Regions from separate parts of the Homo sapiens genome. Here region 2 is linked to region 1. A link is a loop called in an ENCODE intact Hi-C map of the cell type or tissue named here. Cell type or tissue: PC-3. All regions are shown on one strand. Each heading gives the region's core, and the rest is flanking DNA. Links, peaks and the distances in the headings are about the cores only.

What was found. A loop is a pair of places that touch in the nucleus more often than their neighbours do. Peaks named below come from ENCODE experiments on the same cell type or tissue, not always from the same donor. Only the 100,000 strongest peaks of a DNase experiment are listed, where the experiment ranks them.
Region 2: a loop joins it to region 1, with 7 times the contacts of the local background. A loop is called at or near these places in 8 of 110 quality-filtered maps.

The regions. Positions count from the first base shown.
Region 1 is chr2:86,007,804-86,016,684 of GRCh38, forward strand. No RefSeq gene overlaps it. Among named protein-coding and RNA genes, the nearest start is that of POLR1A, 94 kb to the right of the region's middle. RefSeq lists an enhancer at 4,317-4,817. In PC-3, for the core only: no CTCF peak of the experiment used is centred there; a DNase peak (open chromatin) is centred at 3,808.
Region 2 is chr2:85,823,264-85,832,144 of GRCh38, forward strand. LOC284950 (a long non-coding RNA gene) reads left to right here. Exons shown (of 3, transcript NR_038888.1): 3 at 733-3,525. Among named protein-coding and RNA genes, the nearest start is that of MIR6071, 44 kb to the left of the region's middle. In PC-3, for the core only: CTCF peaks have their summits at 4,291 (motif pointing right), 4,490, 7,578 (motif pointing right) and 7,777; a DNase peak (open chromatin) is centred at 4,328; H3K4me3 peaks cover 633 bases.

The DNA of each region.
Region 1 (8,881 bases), core at 344-8,343:
CTGTAATCCCAGCACTTTCGGAGGTCAAGGCAGGAGGATCACTTGTGTTCAGGAGTTTGAGAGCAGCCTAGACAACATAGTGAGACCTTGTCTTTACAAAAAGTCAAAAATTAGCCAGGCGTGGTGGGATGTGCCTGTAGTCCCTGCTACTTGAGAGGCTGAGGCGGAAGCCTCGCGTGAGCCCAGGAGGTCAAGGCTGCAGTGAGCTGTGATGGTGCCACTGCATTCAGCCTGGGTGACAGAGTGAGACCCTGTCTCAAAACAAAACAGAAAACAAAATCCTGTCACTTGTGACAACGTGAATGAATTTGGAGGCTATTATGTTAAGTGAAACAAGCCAGGCACAGAAAAACAAATACTGCATAATCTCACCCCCTTTTTAGATGTGGACTCTAAAAAAGTTGATCTTAGGGAAGCAGAGAGTAAAATGGTGGTTAGCAGGGGCTGTGGTGGTTGGGAGCAGAGTGGTTGGGAAGATACTAGCCAAAAGACGCAAAATTTCAGTTAGACAGGAGGAAAAAGTTCGAGAGATCTATTTTAAACATAGGGACTATGTTAATAGTAGCTATAATAGTAAATATAGTTAATAGTATATTAGTAAATATAATAGCAATAATAGTAAATATAGTTAATAAGATGTTGTGTTCCTTACAAAACAAAAATGATGACTATGTGAGGTAATGCATTAGTTTATTAGTCAGATTTAGTAATTCCACAATGTATATATACTTCAAAATATCATGCTGTACATAGTAAATGCGTACAATATTTTTGTTGATGTAAAAATAAAATAATTTTTTGATGCTCATGATCTGAAGTCTAAAATAATACTATTTTTTTTTTTTTGAGACAGGGTCTCATTCTGTTGCCCAGGCTGGAGTGCAGTGGCACAATCATGACTCACTGCAGCTTCCACCTCCCAGGCTCAATTGATCTTCCTGCCTCAGCCTCCCAGGTAGCTGGGACTACAGGTGTGCACCACCACACCTGGCTAATTTTTCTTTTTTTTTTTTTTTTTAAGAGACAAGGTCTCCCTATGTTGCTTAGACTGGTCTTGAACTTTCGGGCTCAAGCAATCCTCCAGCCTTGGCCACCCAAAGTACTGGGATTACAAGCATGAGCCACTGCACCCAACTTAAAATAGTAATAATAACTTTTGAAAAGAAGAAATAGAAATTGCTATTTTTTAAACTCTTCCCCTGTGTCCAAGGAGAATCCATGAAATAGTTTACGGATGGAGAGCAAGAATCATATTTGCACTCTTCAAAGATTACTCTGCCTGCTTCGAGGAGGGAGAACATGGAAGCAGCAAGATCAGTTGGGAGGGGACTGCAATAGCAGAGGCAAGATATAAAAGAGGGGCTGGAACTCCACTGGTGGCAAAAAATAGGGAGAAATGGACCAGTTCAAAATATCTTGGGGAAGTAGTTGGTAGATTAGGAGGGTGGAGGTGAGTGAAGGAAGGGTCAATGATGTCTTCAAGGCTTTGAGCGTAATCAGCTCTGATGGGAAACCCTAGAAGGGAAAACTTGTTCATTGGACATGTTTCTATGGATTCCTTACTGGGAAATCACTGTGCTAGTTAAGAATGCATTTGGGCTGGGCGTGGTGGCTCATGCCTGTAATCCCATCACTTTGGGAGGCCGAGGTGGGCAGATCACCAGGTCAGGAGATCCAGACCATACTGGCCAACATGGTGAAATCCCTGTCTCTACTCAATATACAAAAATTATCCTGGCGTGGTGGCAGTCGCCTGTAATCCCAGCTACTTGGAAGGCTGAGGCAGGAGAATCGCTTGAACCCAAGAGGCGGGGTTGTAGTGAGCCGAGATCATGCCACTGCACTCCAGCCTGGCGGCAGAGTGAGGGCGGCACTCCAGGGTGGCCGAGTGAGACTCAAAAAAAAAAAAAAAAAAAAAGAGGCCGGGCGCTGTGGCTCATGCCTGTAATCCCAGCACTTTGGGAGGCCGAGGCGGGTGGATCATGAGATCAAGAGATCGAGATCATCCTAGCCAACATGGTGAAACCCTGTCTCTACTACAAATACAAAAATTAGCTGGGGGTGGTGGTGCTCACCTGTAGTCCCAGCTACTTGGGAAGCTGAGCAGGAGAATCGCTTAAACCTGGGAGGTGGAGGTTGCAGTGAGCCAAGATCAAGCCACTGCACTCCAGCCTGGTGACAGAGCAAGACTCTGTCTCAAAAAAAAAAAAAAAAAAGAATGCATTTGGCCACAAGTAATAGAAAACCCAAATGACTAGACTTAATAATAAAAATGTTTAATTATATTATAATTAATATAACAAAGACCTAGAAGTAGGAGTTCCAAGATTGGCTCATGAGTTTGTGGAAACAAAAACTTACAAGCCATACATTTTTAAACTCAGCTTTGGCTATAAGAGTTTAATCCAAGCTCAAGCCTGCAAGTCTGAATCCATAGTTATTGAAGAACTATGACAGAATGGGTGTCTAATGACATACATGCTTTAGGAAGACAAGCTCTGAGTCAGCCATTATAAGACAAAGAAAAGTTAGCAAATATTTCCATACCTATTACCAAACAAGGTAAGTTAAATCTATACCTTGTCCCCCCTATTTTTATCATAAAATTCAGTTTCCAAGTTTTTTTATTGAGAAGGGCATAGAGTTTTTCTGAAATAGTGTTAGTTCTAATAGTAATAGTCCTAAAGATCATTGATTGACTTACAATCTTGAGACCAGGATATGTTTGTTACAGTAACATCTGCCAGGATGTGTGTTGTAGAAAACTTTTGTTCACACAAAACTGCAAATTGTGTTTGGCATAGGCATTTGATCTTATCTACCAGTTGAGGTGATTATTAAACCTGACTTCATTGATCTCACTTTCATTTACTCACCTTATAAAAGAGGACTGTGCAGGTTTTCTTAAATTTAGGAACATGGTGAAAGGTATTGTCTTCCTTGTAAAATGTAAGAGTGGTGACAGCAAATCAACTTTAAAATATAATGCAGAGGCTAGGCTGGTGGCTCACGCCTGTAATCCCAGCACTTTGGGAGGCTGAGGCAGGCAGATTACAAGGTCAGGAGATCGAGACCATCCTGGCTAAAATGATGAAACCCCTGTCTCTACTAAAACTACAAAAAATTAGCCAGGCATGGTGGTGGGTGCCTGTAATCCCAGCTACTCAGGAGGCTAAGTCAGGGAGATTCACTTGAACTCAGGAGGCGGAGGTTGCAGTGAGCCGAGATCACACCACTGCACTCCAACCTGGGCAACAGAGTGAGATTCCGTCTCAAAAAAAAAAATACAATGCAGAATGAAATGGGTCACAACCACTCAACCATGCCAGGGCCCTAGGTCAGCCCTCTGCCAATCTCTAGGCATGCCAGTGGCAGCAAGGTGACTGCCAAGGGAAGAAGGGGATGGACCTCTCCCTATGGATGTAACTAGGTATTTTCCCAGAAGCTACTTACATGCCATTGATAAGGGTCTGGCCAGTCAAGAGCACAGGGGCTGGGGTTGCTATGATTGGTTTAGGCCACTTATAGCTGAACATATTACAGCCTGATTGAAACTGGGGTTTTGTCAGTAGGGGAGGCAGAGCAGGCAGAGGGGCTGCAAAGTAGGGAGTGAGATGTCAGACAACTGCCTTTGCTGCCTCCCCCTAGTCCCCATTCTGGGAGCCCACTGTAGAAGACACAGCGGGCGGTAGGAAACATATGTGAAAAAGCTCGATTTTTACAATGCAATAAACATTAAACAGCTTTGTTGGAGAGCAAGGAGCCTCATAAAGTGAGTCACCCAGGATCCTTCTCGCAGGACTGGGGCATGCCAAAGAGCAGGCTTTGAGTGTAGGTAGACCTGGCCGCCTCTCAGTGCACCTCTGATGGCACCAGCTCCTGGGCAGGGAGCTGTTCCCCCAGGGCACTGGCATCTGGGCAGGGCCAAGGAAGTCCTCACCTCTGTGACTCTGCTCCCAGGCACTCGACATCCTTCTTGGCTGGGAAAGTGTGACCTCCAGGAAAATGCTGGGGACGTGCAGAGGCCAGCGCCCTCTGCATGGGTCTCCTGGGAGGCCTGTGAGGGGCCTGGGAAATGATCACAGGCTTTTCCCAGCCTTCCTTCATCCTTGGGAAATTCGCTGAAGGCCAGTCCCCTGTTGAGTGTGGGGCTCTAGGCCCTCTTGGGTCCTGAGCAGAGCTGGGCCCCACTCCTTTCTCTCCCAGCAGTGACCGTAAGACACTGCCCCCAAGTGAGGAGAGGGACCCCTGTGTGAACCGGCTGCAGGAAGCCCTTGCTCCTTTCTCAAGGCTGCGAGCCAAAGAGAGCAGGCTCCTGGGGCTGTCTCTTCACTATCCAGTCCAGCCCTAACAACCTACTCCTGCTTGGGTCTCCCCGCCCCCTACCCTCTGCCCTGTGCTCCCACCATCCACTTCAGGCGAAAGGGAGAGTGTGCTGTCCTGTACATGCTCACACATTCCTGTGCCTATTACCTGGCCCCTCACCTGGAAGGCCTGTCTTTGATCTTCCACCTAGACAGAGTTGCCCCCCTCTGGCCCTCCCAACATGCAGCTGACCCAGGATGGTCCTGCAGCCCACAATGGCCTCGATGAGCACATCTCACAGGGCTAGGTAGGGGGCACTGGCAGAAAATTAGCACCCAATGGGGAGAGGCTGCAGCAGGACCAGAGCAGGAGCATGGCCAGGGCAGGATGCCCACCTGCAGCCGTCCCCAGGGGGCTTGGCCATGTGGCATGCGCTGCTGGTGGAGGAAGCTTGGCTGAGCATGGGGGCAGGGGAACAGGCCCCCACACACACTCAGATGCACGTTTACAATCACATGAGCTGCATTCTAACAGCTAGTGTATGTCCTTTTTATTCTCAAAAAAATTTTTTTACTGTAGTGAAATACACATAATATAAAAATGACCATCTTAACTATTTTTAGCTGTACAGTTCAGTAGCATTAAGTACATTCACATTGCTGTGCAACTCTCACCACCATCCATCTCCATAACCCTTTTCCTCTTGTAAAACTGAAATTCTATACCCATGAAACACTAACTCCCCATTTCCCCTTCTCCCAGGCCCTGGCAACCAGCATTCTGCTTTCCATCTTTATGGTTTTAACGATGCTAAGTACTTCAGTCTTGAATACTTTTCTCCATTCCCCACAGCACCCCGCTCCCCAGTCGCAGACACCCTTGCCTGCTCTTGATTTGCCTGTGACATTGCAGTGGTTAACATGGGCCCCCTTGCCTCCAGTCAGAAGGCAAATCAATCCCTTCCCTGCTCTAGCAGGATTGGAAGTCACTGAACCTATTTGCTTCTCATTCAAAGTGATGGCAGCCAGAGGGTGGTGTGGCAGTGCTGGGATGGGTGGGGTGCAGGCAGTGGAGATGGCAGGAAGGACAAAAGCCTCAGCTGTTCTAGGGGACAGTGGCAGGAAGAGCCGCCTGTGATCCAGACAGACCCCAGTATAGGCATCTGCGCAGCATCTCTAAGACAGATGCAGCATATCCCACACAGGAGGAGGAAAGAGAAGGGTGAACCCTTCACGAGAGACTTTCAATTGTCTCTGATGGCTCATCCCTACCTCACAGCCTGCTGTGATGCTTAGAGTTCTCTAGGCAGCCATCCCTAATTGAGTATAATGGACTGAATGTCTGTGTCCCCCCTCAAATTCATATGTTGAAGCCCTAACCCTCAGTGTGGATGTATTTGGAGATGGGGCCTCTAAGGAAGTAATTAAGGTTAAATGAAGTCCTAGGGTGGGGTCTTGATCCAATAGGATTAATGTCCTTCTAAGAAGAAACATCAGAGTGTGCCAGCATGTGCTCGTGCTCTCTCTCCTCTCTTCTCTCTCTGCCTCTGTCTGTCTCTCTCTGTCTCCTTGTGGAGGAATGAGGAAGGGCCATGTGAACACACAGCAAGATGGCAGCTTCCTATAAGCCAAAGAAAGAGACCTCAGAATAAAACCTACCTTGCGGGCATTTTGATCTCGGACTTCTGGCTGCAGACTGTGAGAAATAAATTTCTGTTGTTTAAGCCACCCAGTCTGTGGTATTTTGTTACAGCAACCCAAACTGGCTGAGACATCGAATCATCATGAAGCCACGGGGCAAAGGCATGGGAGTATTAACAGGCATAGCTTGTATCAGAAACGGGGAGTAGCATGGTGTGTCCAGAGGCCATGGCATTTAGAGAGGGGTGTAACTAGAGATGGAATCAGAGAGCTAGAGCCTCTATATCATCTATGGCAATGCAGGCCATGCCAGGGCCTTGGGACTTACCCTAAGAGCACTGAGGAATGATCTTCACATTTGCATTTAGAAAGAGCTATCTGACTGCTCTGTGCAGGCTTGATCAGTAGAAGTGGGGAGGAGCAGTGGAAAGGGTGGGGATGAAGGGGCAAGAGATCAAGAGGCAGCTGTTCCATGGATCAACCATAGGGTAGATGTGGGCCATGGGAAGGGATGGGCCTGGTCACCAATTAGCTGCAGATGAAGAGGCAGTTTCTGGCCTGGATGATGATGAGTTGCACAAATAGTTCTCCCCTTGACAGAGACGTGATTGACTCCCAAGCCTGGGCAGGTCCCAGGTTCCAAACAGAACAGAAGTCCCTGAATCTTATTTCTACCACATTCAGTTGGTCAAAGCTAGTCACAGGCCAGCCCAGATTCAGTGCTGGTGGGGCCTACCTGACGGTGTGAATACAAGGAGGCTCAAGTCGCTGGGATCATTTCATAACACCCCACCACCACATCCAAGTTCCAGACAGGAAGAAAGGGAAAAACAAAGCCAAAGGCCAGAAGCACTTGCCACCTAGCTAGGCCTATCCTTTTGAACAAGCTTTCCCCGAAGTCTCATTCAGTGCCTTCCTCTGGTCCAGAGAAAGAAATGGGTCACATGACTATCCCTAGCTGCAAGGGAGTCTGGGAAACAGTATTTTAACCTGAGCACACTGACACCACCAATAAAATCCAAATTCTCAGTAAGGAAGAAGGAGAGGATAGATCTAGAGGAAGCAACTAGCAGGGCCTGCTTCAGAGGCCATGGAAGAGTTGGGGGGAACCACCACCACTAAGTGCTTTTATGGGAGAGAAGCCATGCTCAGCATGCACCAAATTATGAGAAAATGGAGAGGCTGGTTCATTAGGTCTGGGGTGGGGTCCAAGGTGTGCATCTCCAACATGCTCCCAGGGCTGCTGATCCTGGCAGTAGGAAGATCACACTTGGAGTGGCCCTAAACTGGGTTATACTGGGGTCACAAGCAACCCCACATGTCAGAGGTTTAAATAGCTGAGGTTTGTTCCTTACTCATGCAGCCTGTGCACTGTGAGTTGGCTGGGGCTTTGCGCCTGGGAGCCAGGTGGCCAGAGCATCTACCATCTGGAGCAGCACTGGTGACCAGGCCAGAGGGAAAGAAGTCATTCATGGCAAAGAATTAAGCAACTCTTAGAAGTCATTCAAGTCAAATGGCCATGCCCAACATCTGGCAGGGAGGGGAAGCCGGTACTGGTGAACCATACTACAGACTATGACAGCTTCACAGAAGAGATGGGATTTAAGCAGAGGGGTCTTTGAAGGATAAATAGGAGCTTACTCTGTAGAGAAGGGGCCAGAACATTCGAGGCTGAGGGAACATCATAAATAACTATAACACCAATGTTGAGCACCTGTCGTGTACCAGAAGCATTCAAATCGTTTCCTGACTGGTCTTCATGAGAACACTGAGATATTATTAGTCCATTTTATAGAAGAGGAGGCTGGGGGTCTGAGATCAGCTGGCCACTTGCTGAAGGTCACAGGGCCAGAAAGTGGGGCCCAGGAAATCAAACCCAGTGTCCTGGCCCTTCCCTCCCCTGCCACAGTGGAGTCATGGAGCCTCGTGACTGTGTGGAGTGTTTGCAGAATAATCTGTGTGATGCTCTTTCTCTGGAAATGGCCCCAACACCCAAAGGGTTTTTTGGGGGTGGATGGGGAATTATTAAGGGGTTGCAATATTTTTTTATTGTGGTAAAATACACACAATGTAAAAGTTATCATTTTCATCATTTTTAAGTGGCATCATTTTAAGTTCAGTGGCATTCAGTACATTCACATTATTGTGCAACCATCATCGCCATCCATCTCCAGAACTTTTTCATCTTTCATAATTGAAACTGCCTCCATTAAACATTAGTTGCCTATTCCCTCCTCACCCCAACTCCTGGCAACCACAATTCTAATTTCTGTCTTTAAGAATTGGAGTGTTCTAAGTACCTTATATACATGAAATCATATAGTATTTGTCCTTTTGTGTCTGACTTTTTATCTTAGAGTAATGTCCTCAAGGTTTACCCATGTTGTAGCGTGTGTCAGAATTTCATTCCTTTTTGTGGCTGAATAAGGTTCCATTGGATGTATATACAGTATTTTGTTTATTTATGCATCGGTCCATGGATACTTAGGTTGTTTCTACCATTTTGGCTATCGTCAATAATGCTGCTATGAGTGAACAAATATCTGTTTGAGTCCCTGCTTTGGGTCCTTTTGTGTATAGACCCAAAAATGGGATTCCTGGTTCTAGAGGAGTTTTTCTGTTTGTTTTGTTTTTTTAGACAAAGTCTCACTCTGTTGCCCAGGCTGGAGTACAGTGGCACAATCTCTGCTCACTGCTACCTCCACCTCCCAGGTTCAAGTGATTCTCCTGCCTCAGCCTCCCAAGTAGCTGGGATTACAGGCGCGTGTTACCATGTCCAGCTAATTTTTGTATTTTTATTAGAGATGGGGTTTCACCATGTTGGCCAGCCTGGTCTCAAACTCCTGACCTGTGATCCGCCCTCCTCGGCCTCCCAAAGTGCTGGGATTACAGGTGGGAGCCACCGCGCCTGGCAGGAGTTTTAAACATACAAGACA
Region 2 (8,881 bases), core at 297-8,296, 180 kb before region 1:
ATAATAAATAATAATTATATATAATTAATATATATAATAAACTCATAATAAATAATAATTATATATAATTAATATATATAATAAACTCATAATAAATATATATAATATATAATAAATTCATATATGTTTATATATGAGTTTATTAAGTATTTATATATATATGAGTTTATTAAATATTAACTCACAGGATTACAACATCCCACAATAGCCTGTCTGCAAGCTGAGGAGCAAGGAGAGCCAGTCCAAGTCCCAAAACTGAAGAACTTGGAGTCTGATGTTTGAGGGCAGGAAGCATCCAGCATGGGAGAAAGATGTGGGCTGGGAGGCTAGGCCCGTCTCACCTTTCCACATTTTTCTGCCTGCTTTATATTCGCTGGCAGCTGATTAGATTGCGGCCACCAGATTAAGGGTGGGTCTGCCTTTCCCAGCCCACTGACTCAAATGTTAATCTCCTTTGGCAACACCCTCACAGACACACCCAGGATCAATACTTTATATCCCTCAATCCAATCAAGTTGACACTCAGTATTAACCCTCACACTTGATAACAGGAGATTTCTGTAGACAGGAAAGTGAGGAAGTGGAAGGTATCTCACAAGATGGTCCTGAAGAGACATCAGAGTCTTCCCTCTGGCCTTGCAGGGGCCTATGCAGGTAGCTGCATGGAGCCCTTCTTCGGGTCAAGGAGATGATGTCCCCTTCACTGACTTTTGCACTTCCTTGAATCTGCAGGGGAGTGTCCCTCCAACTTCAGAGTGAGCAGCAGCAGCTGACCAGATTGGAGGACATTTCCACTGTCTTCCCTGGCAGCTGTGATGTGTTGTGCGGTGGCAGCTGAGGATTGCCTGCGTGTAATCTTTGAGGTTCCAAGATGCTTGTTGGAAGTGGAGCCTGGTCAAGCAGCAGAAAGGACAGCTGGATCCATGCTGGGTGGGGTGAGGTGGGGTGCTTGTCAGGGAAGTTGGCTTCAGCTGGAACTGGAGGTTGGCTCCAGCAAAGGAGGTTGAACATCACTGATTCCTGACCTGCAGCACCCAAATGGCCACAAAGAGATGTCATGGGTTTTGAGGAGGCCACAGAGCCAACAGCTTTAGTGTCTTCAGAAGGATGAAGAAAACTTGAACAACATTTTAAAATAGCTTGAGATATAATTCACATCCCAGAGAGTGCATCCATCTAAAGGGTACAATTCAATGGATTTTAGTATATTTACGGAGCTGTGCATTCATCACTACAATTAATTATAGAACTTCTTCATTTACTCAAAATACCCCAGCACCCCTTAGCTATCACCCTGATTCCTCTATCTCCCCCAGCCCTAGGCAACCATTAATCTTTTTTGTATCCATAGATTTGTCTATCCTAGACATTTCATATAAATGGAATCATGCAATATACGACCCTTCTTTCACTTTGTGTAATGCTGTCAAGGTACATCCACGTGATATCAGTTCCTCATTCTTTTTATGGCCAAATCACATTCCATTGTATGGATATATTACATTTTATTTATCTGTTCATCAGTTGGTGGACATTTGGGTTGGTTTCCATGTTTTTGGCTGTTAGGAATGATGTCCCCATGAACATTCATGTACAAGTTTTTGTGTGGACATGTGTTTTCATTTCTCTTGGACATATGCCTAGGAGTGGAATTGAGTCACATGGTAACTTTATAACCATTTGAGGAACTTCCAGACTGTTTTTCAAAGTGGCTACACCATTGTACATCCCCACCAGCAATGTACAAGGGTTCCAGTTTCTCCACATTTTTTTCAACTTTTTTTTTAATCATTTGACTTTTTTTTGAGACAGAGTCTCACTCTGTCGCCAGGCTGGAGTGCAGTGGCGTGATCTCAGCTCACTGCAACCTCCGCCTCCTGGGTTCAAGCGATTCTCCTGCCTCAGCCTCCCAAGTAGCTGAGACTCCAGGTATATGCCACCATGACCAGCTAATGTTTGTATTTTTAGTAGAGACGGGGTTTCACCATGTTGGTCAGGATGGTCTTGATCTCTTGACCTCATGATCCACCTGCCTCAGCCTCCCAAAGTGCTGGGATTACAGGCATGAGCCACCGTGCCCGGCCTCATCTGACTTTTTAATTAAAGCTACCCTAGCAGACATGAAGTGATATCTCATTATGGTTTTGATTTGTATTTCTCCCATGGCTAATAATATTCAGGACCTCTTTATGTGCTTATTGGCCATTTGTATATCTTTTTTAAAGAAATATCTATTCAGATCCTTTGCTTATTTTTGAATTGGGCTATTTGTCTTTTTATTCTTGAGTTGTAATTGTTCTTTATATATTCTAGATACAAGCAACTTATTATGTTTATAGTTTGCAAACAATTTTTTCCCATTCTTTGGGTTGTCTTTTCACTGTTTTGATAGTGTCTTTTGAAGCCCCAAAGTTTTTTATTCTGATGGCTGGTTTATCTGTTTTTTTCTTTAGTTGCTCATGCTTTTGGTGTCAATCTAAGAATGCAGTGCCAAATCCAGGGTCATAAGGATTTATCACTATGTTTTCTTCTGTGACTTTTATGATTTTAGTTCTTCTTTATAGGTCATTGATCCATTTTGAGTTAGTTTTTTTATACAGTGTGAAATATGGATCCAACTTCATTCTTTTGCATGTGGAAATTCAGGTGTCCCCACATCATTTGCTGAGGGGACTATTCTTTTTCCATTGAAAGAAGTTGGCACTCTTGCTCAAAATCAACTGGCCATAGATATGTGGGTTAATTTCTGGGCTCTCAGTTCCATTCTGTTGATGTATAGATCTGTCCTTATGCCCATACCACACTGTTTTGATTACTGTCATTTTATAGCAGGTTTTAAAATTGGGTAGCATAAATTATCCAACTTTTTCAAGATTTCTTTAGCTATTTGTGTTTTCTTGCATTTTCATATGCATTTTAAAAGCAACTTGTCCATTGCTGAAGTCGAAATTTTGATAGGGATTGCATTGAATTTGGAATCTGGGAGTATTGCTATCTTAATAATGTTAAGTTTTTCAATCTATAAACATGGGATGTCTTTCCACTCATTTAGATCTTCTTTAGTTTTCAACAATATTTTGTAGTTTTCAGAGCATAAGTTTTGTACTTCTTTTGTTAAATATGTTCATAAGTATCTTTCTGATGCTAATATAAATGAGTTTTTTTTTAAGACAAAGTTTTGCTCTGTCACCAAGGCTGGAGTGCAGCGGTGTGATCTCAGCTCATTGCAACCTCTGCCTAACGGGTTCAAGTGATTCCCCTGCCTCAGTCTACTGCGTAGCTGGGATTACAGGTGCCCACGACCACACCCAGCTAATTTTTTGTATTTTTAGTAGAGACAAGGTTTCACCATATCGGCCAGGCTGGTCTTGAACTCCTGACCTCAAGTGGTCCACCTGCCTCGGCCTCCCAAAGTGCTGAGATTACAGGCTTGAACCACTGTACCCAGACTGGAATTGTTTTCTTAACTTCATTTTTTATTTGCTCATAACTACTGTATAGAAATAAACTGATTTTTGTACACTGATCACATATCCTTGTAAACTTGCTAAACTCATTTATTAGTTTAATCATTTTCAGTGAATTCCTTAGGATTTTCAACGTACAAGATCATGTTATCTGCAAATGAAGACAATTGTACTTCTTCCTTTCCAATATGGATGGCTTTTACTTTATTTCCTTGCCTCATTGCCCTGGCTGGCCTCTTTAGTACAATGTTGAACAGAAGCTGTGTGAACAGACATCCTTGTCTTGTTCCTGATCTTCTGGGGAAAGCATTTTGTGTTTCAGCATTGAGTGAAAGCCCTTTAGCTGTGGCCTTTTCTAGATGTCCTTTAACAGGTTGAGGAGACCGAGTTCTTCAGAGGAGGAGCTGTGTCAGCTCTGAGGTGACGCACAGCATTGTCAGCTTTCTGAGTCTGAGGTCCCGGCTGGCTGGGAGGAGATGATGTCCTGAAGGATGTGGACATGATGGGCTGGGGCTCTGGGGACTTGAGGGGAGTCCCCGCTGCAGACCTGGGTATGGGAATAAAAAGGCAATATCAAAGGCAGTAATTGGACCCGTGGGAGTGGACCATCTCGGGAAGAGAAAAGAGCATCGGGGCAGAGATGTGGGAGAGGGGAGGGGAGCCCGAGAAATGGTCAGAGAAGGAGGAGAAAATCCAGACTGTGCAGGGAGGAGAGAAGTGCCCCAGCAGCTGAAGACGGTGCCAGAGCCTACTGGCTGGGGGGACCTTGCAGAAGAATGGGCCAGACCCACTGGGGGCCACCTGGTAGCCCGGCGCTGAGAGCTGTGCACGCGGCCTCACAACACCAGGTGGCGCGGTGGACCATTGTAACAGCCACTCCTCTTAGCCCTGGTGGTTTCTTTTCATTAACGACAAATGAAAGAGCTGGGGCCTCGCCAAGCCCCTGTTCAACCGATGGAACCTCTGAGAGGGGCTGTGACCTTCCTGAAAGCATTACAGGGGCATTGTGGCAAAGGTGGGGCTGCCTCCTGGCCTCCTGGCTCCTGTCCCAGGATCTCTCTCCAGTCACCCCTTACCTACCCCAAAGGGATCTAGAAAAGTGGCTGGCGGAATACCCGGTCAGAAGGCAGCCTGGAAGGACTTGAGGTCCACCAAACCCGTCTAGGTCCCCAGCACCACCTGCTTTTCAGTGTTGCCTGCGGTGAGATCACCTTCCTCAGCTTTCCCATCGATTCTCTGCTCCCAGTTCCCCACTCCCCATTCTCTTTCCACTCAGAGCCACATGATTTTCAGTTTAAGCTGAATTGAGTCACTCTCCGCGCCCCCCCCGCCCCTGTAACATCCCTCAGGGGCTCCAAATTGCTCCTTACCCCTACATTCATCTCCCTCATCGCAGCCACACCCTGAGCCTATGCTCACTTTGTGATTTGGTTGTTAAAGCATGTCCTGCTTTAACAACCCTTCTCGAAAGCTGCTAGTTTTGCCTGGAACGCTCCTCCTGCCCTCCTGCCGGCCCCCTAATTAGCATTTTGGTCTCAGTTTAGACTCACCTGGTTTTCCTGGTGCGCTCCCGTGGTGCGCCTCCCCTTTGCTTTGACACCGCCTTTGTCATGTTGACTTGTTTAGCATCTTTTCCCTCTAGACTGAGGATCCAGAACAGTAGGCAGGGTCCATGTTAGGTGCAGCCTGTCATCAGCGCCCAGCCATGGCTCTCTGCAGGCCATGGGAACTAAAGGTGGCGGTGCTGGCAGGGCAGGATAGGAGGTGGCGCCAGGAGCCACAGGGCAGTATTTCGAGGACAGCCCTGCTGGGTACTAAGATACAGCCAAGAGTGTCTGGAATGATGGGCAGAGCATCAACTGGTTTCAGAGTTTGAACAAATGGTGTTCAGAACAGCATGTTCTGCCAGAATGGTCAGCCAGACTGCCAGGACTGAGGGTCCTACAGAAGGACCCCCTTTGTCATTCTCACTTCCGTATTCCAGAACCGGGGGTATTTTAGTGTGTGGGAAAATAAAGCAATCGTTGAGTTCGATTTCAGTCCCAAGTTTTGGAAAACGTGTGGGTGCATCTGCAGTAGATAGGTCTCAGCACGGCCTTTGTTCCAACCCAGTCAGAACTCAACCAGAATTGGGGCCAGTAGATCCTTGAGCCAGACAATGACAACATGGAGGTACCCATAAAGCCTAGGGGTGACAAGCACCCAGCCATGCCATTCCTGTGGATACGAGGGTTGTTGGCCCATAGGACAAACTCTTCACAACATTTCCCTCTCCCTTCCCTCTTGCAGCTAGTTGCATCAGTGGGTGGTAATAGAGGTTCTGAATTTTCCCAGTGCATGGGCGGGACGGCTGAGGGGCTCCATGAATGCAAGTTTATTACACAAAGGAAGTCACCTATCTCTTTATGTACATAGAGACTTCCAGAAGGCTAAAGAAATAAAAAATGATCTAAATGAGCTTTTCTCCTTTGTATTTCATATTTCAGTGTTACAAATATATAAAATCTTTTTTTGGGGGAGTATTCAAACTTGGACAATACAAATTAGGCAGTCCAGGGGCTGGGCATGGTGGCTCACACCTGTAATCCCAGCATTTTGGGAGGCCAAGGTGGGTGGATCACTTGAGGTCAGGAGTTCAAGACCAGCCTGGCCAACATGGTGAAACCCTATCTCTACTAAAAAAATACAAAAATTAGCTGGGCGTGGTGGTGGGCACCTGTAATCTCAGATACTCAGAAGGCTGAGGCAGGAGAATCACTTGAACCTGGGAGGTGGAGCTTGCAGTGAGCCGAGATGGTGCCATTGCACTCCAGCCTGGGCAACAGAGCGAGACTCCATCTCAAAATAAATAAATAAATAAATAAATAAATAAATAAATAAAAATTAGGCAGTTCTTTGTTTCTGCAGGAAGCTTTGACTCTGACAAACAGGAACAAGACTGTGGTCTTTGAATCTGGCTCTTTACCTCCAGCCAGAATCTCCTCAAAATCGTTATCCCAAACTTGCCCACTTCCTGAAGACAGATGATTCTTTCTTGTGGGGAAGTACAATGCAGGAAGTGGGCAAGTTTGGGATAACGATTCTCTGCTAAATGGATTGAAATTTAACATTGGAAATTAGTCCAATGTAGTCATCCAGATAATGAAAATTAAACTATATACATCTCTATTTGTAGTAGAGATGGGGTTTCACCATGTTGGTCAGGCTGGTCTTGAACTCCTGGCAGGAAGTGAGCGAGGGAGAGGGGTGGGCAGAGAGATGGGAGAGGGAAAGAAAATCAGGACTGCCTCTGTATGGAGGGGGACTGAGGAAAATTCTGGAGACACTTTGAAGTAGCTTCAGGCTGAGACAGATGTCATCAGGAGAGCCCCTTCTGAAAGTGACTCCAAACATCTTGGGATAAAGGTGTTAAAAACATAAACTAGGTCACTAGGAATAAGTATATAAAGCAGTGAGTGTGCTGGTCATATTGTCCAAAGACAACCTCAGGATATTTGACTTGCTGACTGGGCAGTGTAGGAAGTGAGGTTGCACACCCCAGTGTGCATGAACCTGAAAGGAGCTGCTCCTCTGTGAAGCAGGAGGTTGAATGAGGTGGTTTTTCTATGCCTTGTCAGTCTTCTGTGGGACTAATAGTGGTCATGTTGGGAGAGCTGGAGAGTTTAGCAAGAAGACAGGAGGCCTGTCCCTCTGACCTCTCCTTAGCTGCCCCCCTGGCATCACAGTGCACACCATGTTCTTAAATTTAGGCCAAGTTTGCCGACAAAAGTGATATAGGTGAGCCATCGGCAAAAGATGGAGAAGGGAAGGCCATTGACATGCTATTCCACTCAACCTTTTGTTCGAGGACAAGATGCTTGGTTTAGGCTGGAATCTATAGTTTCATTTGTTTGGAATCAATGTGTGCTATGGTCTGAATGTTTGTGACCCCCAAATTCATATATTGAAATCAAACACCCAATATGACGGTGTTTTGAGGTGGTACATTTGGGAGATGATTAGGTCATGATGGTAGAGCCTCATGAGTGAGATTAACACCCTCACAAAAGAGGCCCAGAGAGCTCCTACACCCCTTCCACCATGAGAGGACACAGCAGAAAGATAGCCATCTATGAACCAGCAGGTGGCACCTCACCAGACACTGCACCTTGATCTTGAACTTCCCAGCCACCAGAACAGGGAGAAATACATTTCTGTTGTTTATACACCACCCACTGTATGTTATTTTGTTGTAGCAGCCTGAACACATGAAGACTGTGTGTGTGTGTGTGTGTGTGTGTGTGTGTGAAGGTTTTGAAAGTGACCCCCTTTTCAGCTTATCACAATGGAAGCTCACGCAGCTCTAGAACAAAACCCCATAATCAAAAGGTCTTTTGTCCACCATTATTTTAAATACAAGGTTGTATTTAAATGATCAGATCTGTAGTAATTACCATCTTTTAAAAATAATCTTTGAGTATATAATGATGGCCAAAAATTTTTAAAAAGCAAATATGCAATACAATAGAGTTATATTATATTGGTTTCCAAATTCCATGTAATAAACTCATGACAACTGCCTTGAACGCAAATCACAGAGCCTCTGACTCAGGAATTTCCCTATTAGAGTCTGAAGCTCCAGCCCACACTTTGATATACCTTGGCAGGTCTCTGAAAAGGTAGGGTACACATGTATTTTGTAAACTTCAGCAGTAAGCTGGTTTTCTAAAATGTATGGATATGTACACAGACATTAAATGGGCCTATCTGGCTTTTGACACTTTTTAAAATACGATTTAAATCACTAGGACAATTACATATAAAAAAAAGCAACTGTTCATTTATTGCTTCAGTTACCTATATTCCATTCCTCTTAGCATAAGACTCCCTTATCCCAGATTCTAGACTCAAGAGCTCTTCATTGTATTCAATCTTAGACCATCAACTGCCCATCTTCATGTTCCACCAAAGATATGAAATCAAATAAAATCAAAACATATTTATTTAATGCCTACGACAGGCGAGGCCTTGTTATAGGTTCTTGAGATGGAATAATAAAATTCTTTCACTGCAGAGTTTATAACTTAGTTACAGATGTACACTTGAATTACTCATTGCTTTAGGGCTGATGGTCAATTTCTTCCCACTTCAAATGAGCCAGTCTGATGGGACATCTTGATATATTATGAGTAACAGTCAATGCGAAACTACTTTTTCATTTGACTACTGTTCTTGTTTTTTTTTGAGACAGAGTCTCACTGTGTCACCCAGGCTAGAGTGCAGTGGAGGGATCTCCCCTCACTGCAACCTCTGCCTCCCAGGTCCCAAAGTGATAGGGTTAGAATGTAGCCAAAACGAAGTGATCCATGGTTTTAGAAATCTTTAACAGGCTGGGCATGGTGGCTGACACCTGTAACCCCAACACTTTGGGAGGC